2 separate regions of the Homo sapiens genome follow, and region 2 is linked to region 1. A link is an interaction called in ENCODE POLR2A ChIA-PET data of the cell type or tissue named here. Cell type or tissue: A673. All regions are shown on one strand. Links, peaks and the distances in the headings refer to the core of each region. The heading gives the core; the rest is flanking DNA.

Region 1 (2,910 bases), core at 249-2,748:
CTTTTTTTTTTTTGTGACGGAGTCTCACTCTGTTGCCCAGACTGGAGTGCAGTGGCACCATCTCGGCTCACTGCAAACTCCGCCTCCCGGGTTCAAGCCATTCTCCCGCCTCAGCCTCCCGAGTAGCTGGTACTACAAGTGCCCGCCACCATGCCTGGCTAATTTTGTTTTTGTATTTTTAGTAGAGACGGGTTTTCACCATGTTAGCCAGGATGGTCTCAATCTCCTGACCTCATGATCCGCCCGCCTCGGCCTCCTAAAGTGCTGGGATTACAGGTGTGAGCCACCGCGCCCCGGCGCCCACCCCCTCCCCCCGGGGTGGGGGGGGGGGGGGTCTTTCAAGGTCACCAGCTGTGTTGGATTAAGGGCCCACCCTACTCCAGCATGACCTCATCTTAATTAATTACATCTGCAATGATTCTATTTCCAAATAACGTCATACACTGAGACCCTGGGGGTTAAAACGTCAACATTATCTTTTTGGGTAATGCAATTCAACTCATAACTGCAAAGTTTTGCAACCTCGGCACTACTGAAATTTGTGGCAGGTAATTCCTTGTGGTGGGGACTGTCCTGTGCATTGCAGGATGTTTAGCAGCGTCCCCAGCCTCTACTCACTAGATGCCAGGAGCACCTTTCCCCAGTCATAACAATCACAAACGTCTTCAGACATTACCAAATATCCCTTGAGGAGCCAAATTGCCTCAGTTAAGAACCTCCGGGTTAAAAAATAATACTTTCTAGACTAACTCAAAACAAAAAGACTTCCTCCAGTGGGACTGCAGAAGTGGCTAATACAGCAGTTAGGTCATAAAGTGTAGATAGATATTCCTCTTATGGCATATTGCTAATAATAACGACTCAAAATTTCGCCTTGCCCAGCAGATCTTTCTGATGAGATAGATTTCCCTACCTGGAGGCCACAGTTATTATTGTTAGTTCATACACGAGTCATAGCCTAAAATGTAAATTGCTTGGAAATACAGCAAATCTGGTGACATAATAAAAAGGAAAATCGATTTCTCCAGAAATACACATCTGTTCATTAAAGCTGTCTGGTAGTCCATTGCAGCTGTTCCCATTTAAAAACTAAAGATCTAAACATAATCCTTTACAGTGGAAAGTTAGCAGAGAAGATATTCATAAAAGTCTGTGGAAATGGTTTGGCAGTTAAGTGTGGTTTATTTTTGTCTATGGCTCTTATGGAACCCTCTGAACGTACAAATGAAAACTGAAATGTCGTAGCTCATCTTCATTGAAGCTGTTGGCTATTCAGGGTGACCAGTTCAAATCTTGCTGGGACAGTGCAAGGGGTGACAAGTTTCCCGGGCAATTAAATGGTCAGTCTTTCTCTGTATATAGGAAACTTGGAAGATTTTCAAGAAAAGTATCATAGCTGTGAAGCAGGATATCTTTCCTAAGCCCTTCACTGGCGGGAACTGGAGGGCGGGCACTGGAGCTAGCCAGCTGCTTCGGCGCCAGCAGGGGCAGACTCCATTCACTCAAACTTGCTGCACTTAACCCCTTGTGGGAGGGAACACACAAGTGTGAGCGGGTGCAGGAGCCGTGGGCGAGCACTTTTGTGTGCCAGCGGGAAGAAACGCCGCACCAGCATTTAGAGGGGTGCCCACCATCAATGAAGCCCCAGAAGGCATGTGTTACAGTGCTCTTTGAGCTCTGCCATCCACGGATGGCTTAAGTGTTAACAGCTCAGTAGACTCTCTGCCTTTTCACATGAGGTGGCTGCTTTCCACCAGCAAGGGCAGATGGTCAGTGTGACAGCCTTTTGCATCTGCACCCCTGGTACCCAAGCTCTTGTTCAGCATCCAGGAAAAATCAGGTCTCACAAACGAATGGAAGGGCAGTGAATGCAGAGGATCTTATTGCCAATGAAAATGGCTAGCCGGGCACAGTGGCTCATGCCTGTAATCCCAGCACTCTGGGAGGCCGAGGCAGGCAGATCACGAGGTCAGGAGTTCAAGACTAGCCTGGCCAACATGGTGAAACCCTGTCTCTACTAAAATACAAAAATTAGCGAGGCGTGGTGGCACGCGCCTGTAATCCCAGCTACTTGGGAGGCTGAGGCAGGAGAACTGCTTGAACACAGGAGGCGGAGGTTGCAGTGAACTAAGATCACACCACTGCACTCCAGCCGAGGTGACAGAGCAAGACTCTTGTCTCCAAAAAAAGAAAAAGGCTCTCAGCGGGAAAGGAAGCTGGAAGGGAGATGGAGCGAGAAGGTATTCTTCCCCTGAAGTCCGGCTACCTGCAGCCAGACTCTTCTCTGAGGTCGCACTGTCAAGCTGTCCCTCTGAAGGCAAGCTACTTCTCTCCAATGTCCAACTGTAGCCTCCAACGTCCAGCTGCTTCTCCTCTTCTCTCTGATGGAGCCTGGGGTTTTTATGGGGACAGGATGGGGGGCGGGCTGGGCCATGGGTGGTTTTGGAAAAGGCAACATTTGAGCAGGAAAATAGGGGTGTAAGTTCTCACTTTGGACCATGGTCCCAGGCTTGAGGGTGGAGCCCTTGCCTCCAGCCTACTGGTCACCCTTGTCGTTTCTCTGGCCATCGGACTGCAGAGCCTGGGCTGAATCAGTAACCATGTCAACATCACCCCACCCCTTCTCTTCTTGGCTGCCATGCCTACCAATCAAAAGCTGAGCCCTAGACCAGCTTAGTGCAAACACAATGTTGTCCAGCGGTGTTGCGTGATTTGATGGCAGGAGGCAAGCAGGGGAGTCCAGGGAGACTCCTGCCCCCTAAACATGCACACTCACCTGTGCTTCCATTTTCAATGTAGTCCCTAAGTGCTGCCTTCTCTCAGATCCTTGGAGACTTTTCAGTTTGATTGTATCTGAACCTTGACCCCTTTATATCTTTCAAAATGAACCAGGCTACGTAAAAATGTAAG
Region 2 (2,910 bases), core at 183-2,682, 890 kb after region 1:
CCTCAGAGCAGACCAAGCTGGAGCTGCCTCTTACAAGAGAAAGCCTGGTTTGCCAGGTATGACAGGCCAGAAAGGGCCCCCCTCTCCCTGCCAGGTGTAAGAAACAGCGCACACAAAGATCCGGAGGTGTTGCTTGAAGCACTTGGCATGGCATGATGAGGGCTGGATGGCCCTGCCACCCACATGCAAAAAGGCCACGTAAGCTAGGCTAAGCGTTTCATGTTTAACTTGCTGCGAAAATGGAACCCCCTCCTCAAAAGGCTTTGAGCTGGGGAGAAATTGATTGTCTTCGTTATTTTGAAGAGAACACTGACAAACGTAGGCAGAATGGGTGGACAAAGAACAGAAGGGCGGCTCTAGAACAGGGTGGTCAAGAGCATGAACTCGGTGCTAGGCCTCTTGCCTGTGATCCTGGCTCTGCCCTCTGAGTTGTAGGGTCCCAGGCAAGTTACCCAGCCATTCTCGGCTGCAACTTCTGTGTGTGTATGGTGGGGAACTGTGTTACGAGACTGAATTACCATGAAGTGCTTAGGACAGTGCCTGGCAGGTGGTTAATACTACAGTACATTTTGGTTATTGTATTCGTTTTCTATTTATAACAATGAGTGTTTATTATCTCACAGTTCCTTAAGTCAGAAGTCTGAGTGGACTCAGCTGGTTCCTCTGCCCCAGGTCACTCAAGGCCAAAATCAAAGTGTTGGCCGCCTGGGCTCTTGGCTGGAGGCTCCAGGGAATCGTCTGCTTCTAGCCCCACTCTGTTGGAAGAATTTAGCTCGATGCTGCTATAGAACCGAGGCCTCTGTGTCCTCACTGGCCATCGGTTGGAGGCCAGCCTCAGCTTCAGAGGCCTCCCAATCCCGCATGGCTCAGGGCCCCTTTATCTTCAAAACCAGCAACAATGGTTCTAGTCTTTCTCATGCTTCAGATTTCTCTGACCTCCCCGTCTGACTCATCTCTCCAACTCCAGCCAGAGAAAGTTCTTTGTTTTTAAGGGCTCACGTGGTTAGATTAGCCCCCTCTGGATAATCCAGGTTAACCTCCCTGTTTCAAGATGAGTCATCGTTATCACTTCTGCACCATCCCTTTGCCATGTAAGGCAGCAGCACACTCACGGGTTCCAGGGATTAGGACACGGACACCTTTGTGGGACCATTCTGCCAATCACAGTTATTACCATCTCTTGCTTGGACTCTGGCCATAGAGAGGGAAGCGATAATATGGGATGTTGAGAGCTTTTCAGAGGAATCAGTAGGGTCACTGCCAGGGACAGTGGAGAAAGATGGTGGATGAGCCAAGAGGATGATGCTATCATTTGTGTTATTGTGGGTTTACTTTGTGCCAGGCACTGTTGTTTGCACTTTTGTGTGTATTAACTCGGTTAATCCTTTCAGCAACCCTACAAGTTAGGGATCTCCCTTCCCCCATTTTACAGATGAGGAAGTTGTGGCACAGACAGACTAAGGAGCCTGCCCAAGGTCACGTATGACGGGCACAGAGGGTGGGATTCATAGTCAGGCTGTCTGGGACCGTGCAGGGACAAGAAGCTTCAGGAAAAGAGGACTTCCGGAACGGGGGTGTGGACACGAGGATGACTAATCGCTGCTCTATCATGAGTGCCTAGCAAGTGGGCACGCATTGCTGTCTCAGCTCAAGGTTCTTTCGAGCCGTCAGTGCACCGAGGGGAACTGTCACAGACTCCATTACACAGGACTCTCGGAACTCTCCCCTCCCTCTCTCAGAGTAGCACTGATTCTGGGGAGCTCTCAGAGATACCGCCTGAAACAGCGTCTTCTCGGGGACTTGCCTGCTTCTCAAGACTCTCCCAGAGAAGCTGAGCAAGGCTCTGATTGACAGGAGGGAAGCCGACAAACTTCCTCTTTCCCTCTGCTCCCAGACTCACAGTCTTACCAGAGCCCTGGCCATTTCCTCATATCCCTATTCCTTTGAAAACCCCAGCTTGTTCTGTTTCTGCATTACATCCCTTTCCTGAGGCAGTGACAGGGGTCACAGTGGGGGCGCAGGATGGCCAAGGACCAAAAGGTAAAAAGAAATATGATTTGATACACACAGGTGCCTGTCGTCCCAGGCACTTGGGTGGCTGAGGCAGGAAGATCACTCGAGCCCAGGGGTTCAAGGCTGTATTATGCTTTGATGGTGCCTGGAAATAGCTACTGCACTCCAGCCTGGGCAACATAGCAAGCCCCTGTGTTTTTAGCACACACGCACACACACACACACACCAGTTAATTTCAAAAATGTTATCCCACCACACTGAAAATTTTGCCAAATAGTATCTTTTGTCAGTCCTTTGAGGTAGAGCTTATCACACTCATTTTTGCAGCATAGGAAGCAGCCTCAGAGAGGCAAAGAAACTTGTCCCAGGCTGCACAGCAGGAATGCAGCAGAGGTGGGACTTGAACTCAGAGCTTTCTAAGTGCAGAGCCCATCCTTCTGCGCATAATAGTGAACATTTTAACACCTGCTATTGGGCTAAAATACTCTTCTAAGTGCTTTTTATATATACTGTTTCATTTATTCTTCACCACAAACCCATAAGGGCCATTCTGCTATTATCTCTGTTTACAGATGAGGAAACTGAGGTCCCAAGGGAATAGATCACTTGCCCAGGGTCACCCCACTAGGAAGTAGGAGAGCTAGAAACGAGGTCTCACTATGTTTCCAGGCTGGCCTCTAACGCCTGGGCTCAAGTAATCCTCCTACCTCAGCCTCACAAAGTGCTGGGATTACAGGTGTGAGCCACAACATGTATTTTGTGACTGCTTTATTTCACCAGCATATGTTCTCAAGGTTCATCCACGTTGTGGCAGAATTTCCTTTCTTTTAAAAGCTAAATAACATCCATTGTTTGGATGGACCACGTTTTGTTTATCTTTTGTCTGTCCATGGACA

What was found. Peaks named below come from ENCODE experiments on the same cell type or tissue, not always from the same donor. Only the 100,000 strongest peaks of a DNase experiment are listed, where the experiment ranks them.
Region 2: POLR2A ChIA-PET joins it to region 1 with 12 read pairs; 1 of 35 experiments calls an interaction of 5 or more read pairs at or near these places.

The regions. Positions count from the first base shown.
Region 1 is chr1:14,365,049-14,367,958 of GRCh38, forward strand. All of the region lies in intron 3 of KAZN-AS1 (KAZN antisense RNA 1), which reads right to left. It also overlaps a transcript of KAZN not described here. Among named protein-coding and RNA genes, the nearest start is that of KAZN-AS1, 53 kb to the right of the region's middle. In A673, for the core only: a CTCF peak has its summit at 1,493; a DNase peak (open chromatin) is centred at 1,483.
Region 2 is chr1:15,259,799-15,262,708 of GRCh38, forward strand. The region is part of intron 2 of FHAD1 (forkhead associated phosphopeptide binding domain 1); the gene reads left to right. Among named protein-coding and RNA genes, the nearest start is that of FHAD1, 14 kb to the left of the region's middle. RefSeq lists a silencer at 1,695-1,989 and an enhancer at 1,764-1,823. In A673, for the core only: no CTCF peak of the experiment used is centred there; a DNase peak (open chromatin) is centred at 1,673.